Regions from separate parts of the Homo sapiens genome. Here region 1 is linked to region 2. The links are chromatin contacts, found by Hi-C or POLR2A ChIA-PET in ENCODE. All regions are on one chromosome and are shown on one strand. The core of a region is the stretch at or near the end of the contact, and the rest is flanking DNA. Distances in the headings are between cores, read along the strand shown. Region 1 has its middle 92 kb from the start of TENT5C. Region 2 has its middle 52 kb from the start of TENT5C.

The links. A loop is a pair of places that touch in the nucleus more often than their neighbours do. ChIA-PET counts read pairs that join two places held with the same protein, here RNA polymerase II (POLR2A). Pooled maps may share reads with other maps.
Region 1: POLR2A ChIA-PET joins it to region 2 with 21 read pairs in activated naive CD4-positive, alpha-beta T cell. The contact joins two enhancer-like sites. A Hi-C loop is called at or near these places in 1 of 168 maps with a recorded cell type or tissue (heart left ventricle), 1 of 37 single-sample maps with no recorded cell type and 2 of 50 pooled maps. POLR2A ChIA-PET finds 5 or more read pairs at or near these places in 7 of 52 experiments (AG04450, OCI-LY7, PC-9 and 4 more).

Annotation. Positions count from the first base shown.
Region 1 is chr1:117,694,495-117,701,034 of GRCh38, forward strand. It overlaps the pseudogene LOC100192389. Among named protein-coding and RNA genes, the nearest start is that of TENT5C, 92 kb to the left of the region's middle. RefSeq lists a silencer at 4,063-4,238 and an enhancer at 4,287-4,866. Within about 2 kb of position 1,422, at least 10 of the 41 ENCODE cell types and tissues checked have a DNase peak (open chromatin) inside an H3K27ac peak, as active enhancers do.
Region 2 is chr1:117,654,596-117,660,808 of GRCh38, forward strand. No RefSeq gene overlaps it. Among named protein-coding and RNA genes, the nearest start is that of TENT5C, 52 kb to the left of the region's middle. RefSeq lists enhancers at 418-577, 1,396-1,465, 1,616-1,725, 2,086-2,225. Within about 2 kb of position 1,741, at least 13 of the 41 ENCODE cell types and tissues checked have a DNase peak (open chromatin) inside an H3K27ac peak, as active enhancers do.

The DNA.
Region 1 (6,540 bases), core at 172-2,671, 40 kb after region 2:
TTCTTTCTTTTTCTAAACGAGAAACACTTAAAACTATATGTTTATGATTTACCTGAGGAAAGGCTGTCTTTTTTTTTTTTTTTTTTTTTTTTTTGCCTCTTTCCTGCTGTCAGATAAAAGCAGAACTGGAGAGAAAAATTATGTTGCAGGCAACATAGTCAAAATAGTTCCAGAGCTGTGTTGCTAACCCAGCTTAAAGTTTCTCTTTGCCCCAGACTTTTTTTCTTCTAAGAAAAGCCTCTATTCTAAGAGACTTGCTCTTCTTAGAATAGCACCGGCAGACATAGAGCAGTTTACAGCTTGCCTTTTTATAAAGACAGCCCATTTTCAAGAGGAAGAATAAGGAAGGAAGGGTCTAAAGACAGTGTCTGGGCTCAGATCGCACATTCCTACCTCCTAGCTGTATGATCTCTCTCGGCCTCAGTTTTCCATCTGTAAATGGAGATAATACTAGCTTCTATTTTATAGGGTTATTAAGAATTTAAAAAGCACTTGGCACATAATAAATACTCAATATATATTAGTTCACATTATTTTATTTTTATTTGAGACAGAGTCCCGCTCTGTCACCTAGGCCAGCGGAGTGCAGTGGCACGATCATAGTTCACTGCAGCCTTGAACTCCTGGGCTCAAGCAATCCCCCCACCTCAGCCTTCCTAGTAGCTGGAATCACAGGCATGAGCCATCATGCTCAGCTAATTAATTTTTTTTTTTTTTTATAGAGACAGGGTCTCACTACGTTGCCAAGGCTAGTCTCAACTCAAACTCCTGGGCTCAAGCGATCTTCCCATCTCTGCCTCCAAAAATGCTGGGATTACAGGCATAAGCCAACACACCTGGCTGCTCTCATTATTTTTAATGGACATCTAATTATTGAAAACTTGCTATGTGCCAGCCACTGTGTGTGTACGTGTGTGCGTGTGTGTGCACATAGTATGTGTACAGATACCCACATACTATGTAATATTTATTTATTGTGAGTCTGCCCTAATCTTCATGGAGGAAGGTTCTTAGCCTGTTTTACTCACTGCTGTATTCTTGTACATGGAACAATGCCTGAGACATAGGAGGCATCCCAAAATATTATTATATTATATATATATATATATATATATATGTGCATATATACACATTTATATTCACACGCATACAGTTATATATACACACATATATCTATATATACACCCATATGATTACACACATACACATACATAATTAAAAATGCATTTTCTTGCCAGAAATCTTGATACTAAACTAGGAGTCCAATTAGCTAGCCAAGAGCAGATTATGAGAGATTTGGTTAGCACAATCCAATTTCAGGAAATATCTTAGTATATAAATCCTGAGGTTTCGAGAAGGTAGAGAAGAGGTTAACACAGCAACTCTGACGGAATCGAAGAGGAGGGAGTGGGAAGTTGTTTCCAGTGAGATGATGCTGAGGGAGGAAGAGAGACAGGGGAAGCTGCCAGACCAGAACTGGGGAATCTGGGTTGTTAGAGCGTTGGTGCTGATTGGCTGATTGGTGGCGGTCACAACCACCCTGATTCCTCCCTCCAGCGGGGCTGCCCTGGGTTCTCACAGAGTTTGTTTGGGAAGGGGGTGAAGGCGGGTTTGCACCCTTTGCTGGTCATTTCCAGGGCTTTCTCTGGACCCTGCATCTAGTGAAGCAGTAGCTGCTTCTCTCTAGCCATCCAAAAGTTGCTTTTCTGTTTACGTCAGTTTGCTCTGTTTCCCAGAGCTCTGGGAATTGCTTTAAATGACAATTTCTGGACATTGTAAGTCCTTTGCTGAGTCACTGCTGAAGAACTTTCCGGCAAAGTAGTCTGAGACTCCACTGACTAAGGCAACAGGCTACAGCACTAGAGCCCTAGCAACAGGCCTAAACTAAACAGAAATGGATTTTGAGGCTGCTAAGTGCTTAACATGGGGGAGAAAAATCCCAGGTATCCCTGACAGCTGAGCCACCCACTCTCAATCTGGAACAGCCTTCCCCCATGTCCTTTATTCCCAGGAGTCACAGGCTGCAGAGACCTCCAGCTGCAGGGCTCCCCTAATGCTCTCAGTTTCTCCTGGGGCTTCCAGGAGAGCAGAACCCCCACTGGCCTGCCCATCCACTTCTCCATCCTGGTGTCCCTGGAGACAGTCTAAGCATAAATGCTCAAACCAAAGAATGTGAGGGGCTGGCATGGATCACTTAATGTGCTATCTGCTCTTTGGAGAAATGGCAGAGATCCACATAAAATGTAGCTTAGCAATCACATACTAAGCCAGTAGATATCTAATAATGTTAGTCCGGCTCATTTGGGAATTTTTGAGGCTTAGGAGTATTCAGCATAATTCCATTTGTTTAGCAAATTGATGATGTAGAAAGAGAGATTCCTATCCACTTAAACAGTAAACTACTTTGGCAGCAAGCTTTCATACAACAACAATTATAAGCAAATTACAAATGGTTTTATCTATTTGGCAATGGTGAGCCTTTAAAATGAGCTCATTTATGTAAGCATTCATTCATTAAAAACATAGTGAGAGCTTGCTATGTGGAAAGCTGCTAGGCAAGTGGAGAAGGCTGATCTCCATTAGAAGGAATGAGTATTTACTTTGCTGCACATAATGTTGGGTGCTTTTCCAATCTTAGCATTTAATCTTTGCAACAACTTTGTGAGGTAGGCATGGCAAAGACTGGTATTTGTTCCCCCATATTCATTCTTAGCTTTATTTTGGTAACAGAACCTTCCTACTCTGAGTTTTGGTAGTATATGTGGCTTCCCAGTTATTGCTGAATAGGATGACTGAAGAATCAGAGGCCTGGGATTGCTAAGCCTTTCTCAGCCTCCCTTGTAGCTAAGTGTGGTCATATCATTCTAGTCAATAGGATTTGAACAAAAGTGACTGTGCAACTTTAGGGGTGAAGTCCTTATAAAAGGAGCTATTTTCTCTTTGCTTGCCTTCCTGGGATCTAGAAAGAGATATGGTTGTGGAGCTGATGAGTAAGCTTTAGTTTATCTGGGCAATGGCAGAGCAATGAACAAAAAGAAGCTGGGGCCATGGATGGCTTGGGAGAATAGAGTCTCCTGTCTGTCCTCATCTGTCTGTCCATCACCTTGTCATTATGTGAAAGAACAAAGGTCTTATCTGAGTCTTTCTCTTTAGGGGATCTCCTTGCTTCATAAGCCTAATTTCTACAGTTCTAATATAGTAATAAGAAAGCTACCCTAATGATGAAAAATGTAAAGAAGTTAGGCAAATGTTCTGAAATCTCTAAGGAATTATATGGCAGAGCCCAGACTCAGACTCAGGTCTGCTGTGTTCTGCTACATCATGTCACCTTCCTTAAAATAAGCAGACAGACACAATGTGAACCCCCTGGGTTTCTCAAGAAAAGGAGTTCTGCTGTTGCTGCCATGAGATTTTAGTGGTTCATCTTTCAAAACGTCTACCAGAAGGGGGAGGCTCCCACCTTTATTGAATACCTACTGTGTACCAGGAACCCTGTTGTACACTTTACGTGTGGCATTGCACTGAAGACACAAATGCACACAAATGCTGCTCTCAAACTACGCAAAATGACATGTACTTAAATAGTTCCACATGAGAGACAGAGAGTGCTAAGTGAGTGCAGAGGAAGGAGAGGATGTACCTGGCTGTGTGGGATTGGGAACAGCTTCAAGAAGGAGGTGGCACTGGATTTGAGTCTTGCAGAATAGGTAGTATTTGGGGGACAAGGCATTGCAAGTAGAGAAAACACCATGAGCAAAGGATGAGGAGCAGGAGAGCACTAGAAGCAGGTCCTTCTTAGCATGTCCAGAATGTAAGCTCCCTGATGAGAGCAGGTAGGTGACAAGGACAGGTAGGCTGATGTCAGATGAGGGAGGGCCTGGAGTGGCAGGCTAGAGAGTTCAGACTTCATGTATGGGGTTGAGGGATGCCTGCAGAATTCTGAATAAGATGTTGGAAAAATCAGAGCTTCAGAGTTGATGAGCATTTCTAAGCCATGACTGTGTCCCAGGCGCTGGACAAAGATGAATCTACCAGTAATGGGGACAACAGAGTGGAGGAGGACAGACAGGAAACCAGAAGGCCAGCAAGGAAGCTAACTCCGAAGCAGCAGCAGGAGAGAGGGGTGGGGACGACAGAAGAGATGTTGCAAGGGCAGGACTGACAGCACTTGGCAGCCTCCTGGGTGTGGGAGGTAAGGGAGCAAGAGGAACCCAAGATAACACAGAGGTTTGTTTTTGTCTAGAAGCTTGAAGGAGAGAAAAATTACTTAAAGATATTCTGGCTAGCTGTTTTCTTAATTAACACACGGAATGGGAAGTTTTACAATAAGCTAAAAAGCCCTCTCTTTTCTAAGGAATAGTTTATAATTAGATATATAAAAGATATGGTTACAGCACATTCTCTTTCTCTGAAGATAAAAGCGTTGGCAGAGAATTAGGATTAATGATCCTCTGTGGAGACTAAAGCAGCTCCATCTTGGATGCTAACCTGCCAGGTTGACTTCTGATTAACCCCAGTTCCAGGAATGCCTTTTAGAGCTCCAGTTTATCTATTGTTCTTTGTGTAAGAACATCTACACATCTTTTCTTTCTTTCTTTTTCTAAAAGAGAAACACTTAAAAGAGTTTCTTTTCTAAAAGAGAAAACACCTTAAAGCCTGCCCTTAGGGCAAGTCCCTACTCATTCCCTCTGAGGCAAGTGTGCCCCTCCCCTGTGGTATATAATCCCTGGGTCTGGTGGGTAATGGTAGGGGGATCCACCATCTTGTCTTGTGGCCAAACAAGACACAGACATGGCTTCTGTTCATTACATCCTTACTAAATGTTTCTTTCTAAGAAACTGGATTTGTCAGCCTCTTTCTTTGGCCTATCAGCTAGAAGACCACAACAATGTTATCAAGGCCCTAGTGTGTGCCTCTGGTTGATATATAAAATTTTAACTGTCAGATAACTTTTTAATTTGCAAATTTATTCAAAGTTTGAAAATACCTTGGAGAGTCTTAGAAATCTCAGAAATTAGTGACTGGGATATCTCTATATTCATGATATCTATAAGTTTCCTGCATATCCACTCAGAAGGCTTCTGAAAATAGGGGTAATATGAGAAGTTAATAATTGTTACGTCTGGCTTCCTCTTTCTTTGCCTTTCTCTCTTATATCTTCAATCTTCTTTTTTCACTGGACACGGATAACTCTTTGGGAAGTGCTAAACTCTCACAGTAAAGTCAAATCAGAGTTAAAGGCAAGTGTTTAACCAATCATGTTCAAATACAAGCTAGCATATGAAGAATTTTAGGCTCAAAGACTCAAATCCTCTGCATTCCTGAGAAATCTCAGTTTCTTATTCTGGGAAATGTTTTCACATTGCACTTTGCTGCCACAGCCAAATGGGTATATCTTTTTTAATTTTTATTACTAAAAGGTTTAAATTGGGATTTAGATTAGATTTAAATTAGGAAACTGAAAGAAAACATTTTGTATCCATGCATTTTAAAAAAATCCACCCATAAAAAGAGAGCTAGGTGTCCATTTCTGATGTGGGGGCAGTGTTCTTGTGGAGGTAATGTAAGCTAGGTTTGTCCACTTCATTTCTTGTGTTTTGACAGATTCTGTGGTGCTGCTGTTGCCTTGTTCAGGTTCAGAAAACTCACTCAGTGGTGTTGCAACATCCTCATAAGGCAGCTTGTCTTACAGTCAATCATTCTCAATCAAACCCAAGATCCCCCATCTCTCTGTACCTCACTATCCAATCTCCTGAAACCTTGATTTTTATCAGATGGGCACCTGGCTCAGCACAGCACCCACTTCCAGTGGGCCAATTTTGGTTGATTTTTGTCCCCTCTCATTCTTCCTCCACTGTCTTACATCTTGGCCCCTGTATGAAAGCTATGGTGAGACCAGAGCTGGGGCCCCATCTTTCCTTAGTGAGGACCAGCAGAGCTGTGAGCTCTTGTGTGGGTTGGGGTGCATTGGGTGGCAAGAGTGGGAAGCAGTTGGCATCTTTTTGGGATCTCATTATTCACCCAGCAATAGTTATTTTATATCAACTGTTTAGTAAGCACTGCTCTTGGGGGCACAAAGATAAATTCAAAATAGACTTATCTTCAAAGATCTCATAGTCTGTGGAGGAGACAGACAGAAACAGATGATTACAACCCAGTGTGGAGGAAGAGCAAGGGAGGCTAGAACCAGGGAATAAAGGGAACAGAGGCAAAGGGCAGCTGAGCCCTGATGGTAAATGGAAAAAGCCACCCTGACTCCTTCCAGATCACACCCATCAGTATTGTCAGTATCTTCATTCTCCATGGTGTTTGACTCTTGATAAACCTCCTTCTATTTTTAATTAATTTTGTTTTAATTAAAATATTCAAATTATAAGGTATTTCAAGCATGCATCAAAATAGTGAAAATAATATAAGAGATGGTACCTCAAGTGGTGGTTTTGTGTGACTGTTAAGAGCACAGACTCTAGAACTGAACTGCCTAGGTTCAAATCCCAACACTCCCTCCTACCACTGAGTGACAGTTGGACAGGTTATTGT
Region 2 (6,213 bases), core at 491-2,990:
CCCTCTCTCAACAAACCCTGAGGCTGGGCACTGAGGCCTAGGGGATTCAGTGATTTTACTGATAAGGCTGAAAACAGGCAGGAAGGGAGGGTAACTTACAGTGCTCTCCGGATGTTACAGTATTTGCATTTCCACAGTCTATGTGTCTGAAAAAAACTGGGTTTAGTCTAGAAACTTGGTGGTACGCAGGTGTAGCTTTCAAGAGAACTGGGAAACAATGCTGTATGGAGATGGTAACCACTTGTGAGCTGGGTCAGTTTCACTATTTACTATACAGGCTGGCCATGATCTCATTGAACTCTCAGAAGTGCCTTCTGCACAGATAATTTATAGATGATGAAACTGAGACTTGGACATGTAAAGTAATTTGCCCAAGGCATGCAATTTGTAATTGGCAGATCTGGGACTCAGGGAGTAGGCTTCTGATTCCAAAGACAAGTGCTCTTACCACCCCTACCAGCTCAGCCTCTTGCCTCTGGTGTGTGCCCCTGCCCCCTCCCGCCTCTGGGCTCCACATTCTGGCTGCTGACTCCCTCACACATGGCCTGGTGGAGCCCCTACCCATGCTGAGTGGGGCTGGGAAAATGGTGAATTTTCTAGAAAATTGTGAAAGCGCTGCCTACGAGAATGGCTGCCTGGGACACTCCAGCTGCAGGCCCTGGGGCAGTGCCCGTTTGGAAGGTGCAGAGTTTTCTGGAGATAAGCAAACATGAGTCAGGAGAAAGCGACAAACAGCTCACCCCTGCAGATTGGCTGCCAGGACGTGAGATGATCATGCAACGTCAAGCTAACAGCCTCAAATCTTTTTGAAATCGAGTGCCCAGTTGACAGTTAAATCAGTCCGGAGACACAACTTCTCTCCCTCTCAAAACATATACACACACGCGCACACGCGTGCACACACACACGCACACACACACACACTTGATGTGGATTGTGGGACCAGAGCATTCAGGACTTTACAGCTCTAAAGGACCTTCGAGCTCATTGAGCTCTTGACCACCTTAATGTCAAGAATCGCCCAAAGTACCCATTTAAAAGACAAATTCTAACCTCAGCCCATTCCAGGTCTCCAGAATTCTAAGGGAATCTCTAAAAATCTTCTCAAGAAGCTGGATGTTTTACCAGGTTCCTGAGAGATTCTCATCACATCAGAGTTTGTTCCTTCAGGGTTTTGGAACACTGAATCTAGACTAACCCCTTCATTTTATAAGCAACATTTTAGTGATCTACAACATTTGTGTGAGCTGCGCAAAGCCACACAGCAAGTTGGCAGCAGGGCAAACGTGGATTCCCAGCACCGGGCCTCTCTGTCACACCACTCTTCTGACCACATAGAAAAGGAAGGATGGAAGGAAATCAGAGTTACTGAGCGCCTGCCATGGGTTGGGGCATGCTGGACAATTCAGTAGTAAGAGCAAAGGGAACCCCCTGGGTGCCAAGTGCTGTGCAGGGCACTTTTCCTGCTTTTGGAATTTAATACTTATAGTAGCTCTTGGCTGGGAATGGTTACCCTCCTCACGTGCGAGATGAGGCAATGGGCACACAGGGGCTGGGCACTTCTCAGGACCCAGAGGCCCCAAGAGCTAGAGGCAGAATTTGAAGCTGGACCTCAGCTGGAACCTTGAGAGCCCAGGCTCTGAAGCACTGTGCTGCGTCAGCTCTCAGAGACGCACTTGATTCTGTTGCTGATTTCATCAAAAGCTCACAGAAACCTTGTGATGTAGGCGGCGTCTTGTAGAGTTGAAGAAGCCAAAGCCCGGGGTGACAACAAAACCTGCCCAAGATCACACAGCCAGCAAACCATGAAGGCAGATTCAGCCCGGGTCTATCTTGTGTCAAACCCACACACTCCTCACCACATGTGGCGGTTTCGGAAGCTCCTTCCTGGGGCTCCAACTACAGACTACCTCTTCTGACAGTCTCACCCCCGCTGTCCCAGCTCGAACCTTCACCCTCTTTGGGCAGTCTGCATCTGGGGGCCCCCTCACACCCAAGTGCTACTGTGTTTACACTTCTGTTTGTTCCTGAATTCTCTTCTGACCCTCAACTGCTTTGAAGTTCTACAGCCAGGCTCTGCACAGTTTTTGAAAAGCGGAAGACAGTAAATCTTGCAGGCTCTGGGGTCCAGACCATCTCTGTTGCGACCACTCAGCTCTGCCCTTGCAGTGTGTTTAGTTCAGCCATAGACAATTCGTGAATGCGTGAGCATGGTTCAGTACAGCTTTAGTTCATGAGCTGTTGTTTGCCCATTCCGATGTTCTAGAAGAATGCTGGGGATTTGAAATGCTGAAATTTTCGAATGCTGAAAATCCATTCGAGCAGATTTTTATTTGATTCTGCTCTTTATGGGACAGAAGACAAGTCTGTTTGGGAAGGCATGTGTTTGAAAAGAGCCTAAAGGTGTCTGACCATTGAGACCCTAGTGCCTAAAAATCTGGAAGAGACTGCCTAGTTCTCAGGGAATGTTCCTTCCTTCCTTTATTCATTCATAGACTAGTTTGGAACACCCGCCATGTGACAGGCATCGTGTTGAGCCTTGGTGAGACAGACAGGCAAGTCTTTGCAGAGCTTATAGCTCAGTTACTGCTGGGGCTGCCAATGTGATGACTAATAGCAAAGAGTGTAAAGAAGGACACGACTTAGTTGGGGGCTGGGGAAGACTTCCCAGAAGAAGCAATGGGTAAGCTGATTCCCCTGACTGGGAATCCAAGTGAGGGCAGAGACAAGGTACAGTGTAATCAATGCAGGGAAAGAAACATCAGGTGACAGGCTTTTACATGCCATTTTTAGAGAATATGTGCACTGCTGTATTGACCCTTTTGGGAGGGTCTGATTCTTTTAGACAACAGGAACATCCGCTTTTCCCACTGGCAGATGGATCAGGCTGTTGATCCTGTTCTGTGATCCAAATGGCTCAGTCTCCATACTGGGAGATGGGGAAGGTATAGCTGATGTTTTGTGTGAGTCGGTGAATTGTCACAGAAGTAGACAAAACCATGCAAAATTTCCATTTGTTTCTTTGGATTTACCTCTGAGCCGAGTCTCTCAGATCATTAGAAAAAAAAAAAAAAAACACCCCAGATCACAGAGTCTAATAGATAGAATGTTATCTTTAAGGCAACGCTTAAAACTCAATGTTCGTAATGTAATATTTATTTAAAACAAAATAGCTTAACTGTTTTTTTTTAAACGAAAAAATCTTACCTAATTAGTTCCTTGTTCTTTTGGCCCAAAAAAACTCAATTTTACTTTGTTAAAGAAAATATAAGAAATACCAACTACATGAGAAAGTTAAACTGATGTTTGATTCAAATACTAATTATTTTTATTTTTTAATTTTTAAAAAATTTTTTTCACAAAATTATTCACTCATTTTATACACATTTTTGAGCTCATACCATGTGCCAGGCATTGGGCTACAAAGATGAAAAAGACATCAATCCATTTTTATTTTTCAATATATTTCCCAGAACTTGTGTCATCTTAGGAGTGTCCGTGCTGCTGATTGGGCTCAGGGCACAGGTGCTGCTGGATGGTGTTTGGTGCTTTATGTGGTAACCTATTTCCCCAACAGGACATCATGGCTGCCAGGACGAAAGCGTATGCCAGTGGGCTGCATTGACCATGTGGCTTTGTGCATGTTTGGGGATGATTACAAGGATAATAGAGAGCATTTGGGGGACATTAGTGGCAGCACAGCACAAATGAAGCCAGTGCGTGGCCTGTCTCCTCCTTGCACGGTGCTTCTGGCTTTCTGCTGGTTAATACAAGATGCCATGGATAGATGCTCTTGGCAAATGTCCCTTGGGCTGCTGGCTGTTCACATTGCCCTTGAAATCTGAAATACACACCCTAGGGATTGAAAACTGCTGGAGGCTTCATGTTCATGGAGGGAAGCTGAGCTGTATTGGTGAGAGGAATGGCTGAAAATAAGTCCCTAGAGTAGCTTGGTGTGGAGTTTCTAAACAATTTCACATCCAGCAGGTTCCAGGAAGGGCACAAGGCTACCCAACCAGGTCAATGAAAGGAGGCCATTTGTTGAGTGAGGATGGGAAGGGATGGGCACCAAGGAGGGGCCTGCTGTGTGTGTGTTTGAGGGGGTGTGGGATGCAGAGGGAGGGGGAGGTACACCAGCCTGCAGTCTTGCATGACAGGGACTTGGAGAAGGGTCTCAAGGTCCTGATGTGAAGAGGATTGAAGCTGGCCTCAGAGGAAGCTAATCGTGGCATGAAGGAGACCCTGTGCTGGGGCCTCAGTGTGTGTTGTGGTTCTGTGGGGACAATTAGGGTTTCTGGGTTTCCTGAGCTGCAAAGCATCCTGCTCTCAACACCAGTGCACCAGGTGGCCCACGTCAGCGAGGCAGGAAGGAAAGGGCCCTTCACCCTTCCAGGTGTCTGTTTTACCCCCAGTTGTAGTTTCCAGAGCTCCAGGAGGTTTTTGCTTATGCCTAGTTTGCTGAACTTAGTACAGGAGGAGCCCATCCTGTGCATGTACCAACTACCAGGTTGGCAAATAGGTTTCATCCTGAGTGCCAATTCTGGTCAATGCAGGAGCTTCCTGGAGGACTTTGCTGAGACAGAATTCTTAGGCCACCTCTGGCCCTGCAGGAAAGAGGCTGTGATCAATTATTGATCCCTGCCAGGGATATGCCACCAACTTACCATCTCTATGACTCAGTTGTATTTCCCTAGACCCACTTGTGTAGACCCACGTGCTACCTAGACCTATGTGTGCAGTCTTGTGGGCACTCCATAAATACCTGTGAATGAAATTTAATCTACCTAGAGTGCCTCTCCTCTTGAGTGTCCAGTAGATTCTGTACTTCCTCAGATGGCTTAGCAGGTGAAAAGGGGAATATCCCTTTCGAGTTATCCTTGGAAACCTTATTGTTGGGCAGAGCAGGAAGGATGGGGTAGATGCCTTCATTCATTCTGCAGCTGTTTATTGAGTGTTCACTGTGGGCTGAACCATGGAGGCTGGGTGCTGGGGATACACAGTGTGTGCTGGAGCTGGGGACAGACTTGAGGCCCCCTCTCTCTGCTGAGGTAGAGAGCAGCGAAGGCACCTCACTGCTCAAAGGAGTCAGAGAAGTCTGTGCTTCTCAGTGGCTGAGGGGCTGGGGAGGAAGTCCTCTGCCAGAGCACGGGAACCTTGGCCTCAGGCCTGACAGGTGGCCCTTTTTACCACTGTTCTGCAGGCCTCCTGGGCTCCCTCTGGGGATGCTTGCAGCTTTCACTGAGCCAGTAAGCTCTTCTCTCGCCTGTGCACACTGGCAGAGGACTTGAAGTGCTTCCCAAAAATAAGCTGGTTGCCCCCGGGTCCTGCTAAGTTCTGGCAGTTCCAGAAGAAGCAGATAAAGAATGCAGAAGGTCCTCTGCCTTCAGTCTACCAGGTTGTCTCCCCTCCCCTCAGCCAGCCCCTTCCAAAGCCCACTGGGTAGGTCTGGTTTCTCATCCTCAGCACATGCAATCGTTAGATAAGAATGTTCCAAGAACCTGACTAGCAAGAGTTTCATTACCACTCATTTGGGTAAGTCATGATGTGCCTGTCCTTGTGATCAGCTCCTAAAAGCTCAGAATTTGCCATTTCATGCACTTAAAATGGTTAAAGAAGTGTTTTTGGGAAAACGCAGATGTTAATATTTCAAGTCACATAATAACTTTACAACTATCTTGTAAATACAAGTAGGAGCATTTTTGGTTTCATTTTGTATTCCGTTTACTGAAAAATTAAATAAATTAAAATCTTACCTGTTGAAACATGTATATGTGGATCTGTTCATGCACATTTATACCCTCATGTGTATAAGGAGCCACCATCACATGTGCTTATGCAGATGTCCATGTGTGAGTGTGCAGCGTACACACACACACACACACACACACGTCCTCATGCCCACACGCTAGCCTTTTGTTCTAGTTTCTGATCTTCTGTTATGGTTAGTTTGTAAAGAATTGTGTGTCCCACAACGTGAGGCTTGGAGACATAAGTGTTAGCTGCTACATCTCCTTAACGTATTTTTGTTTTCTCAATCTTCCTTTCATTACTCTAGATATTTGTCATACATTCAGTTACAAATTCATGGCCATCCAAAAGCTTCCCCAGGTATGTGTCCTTCTTCCTGCTTCTGGAGGCAGAGTGGTGTGGCAGGATGAGCATGGCCTTTGAAGTCACTCATGTCATTCACTGGACATGAATGATAAGCTGTGT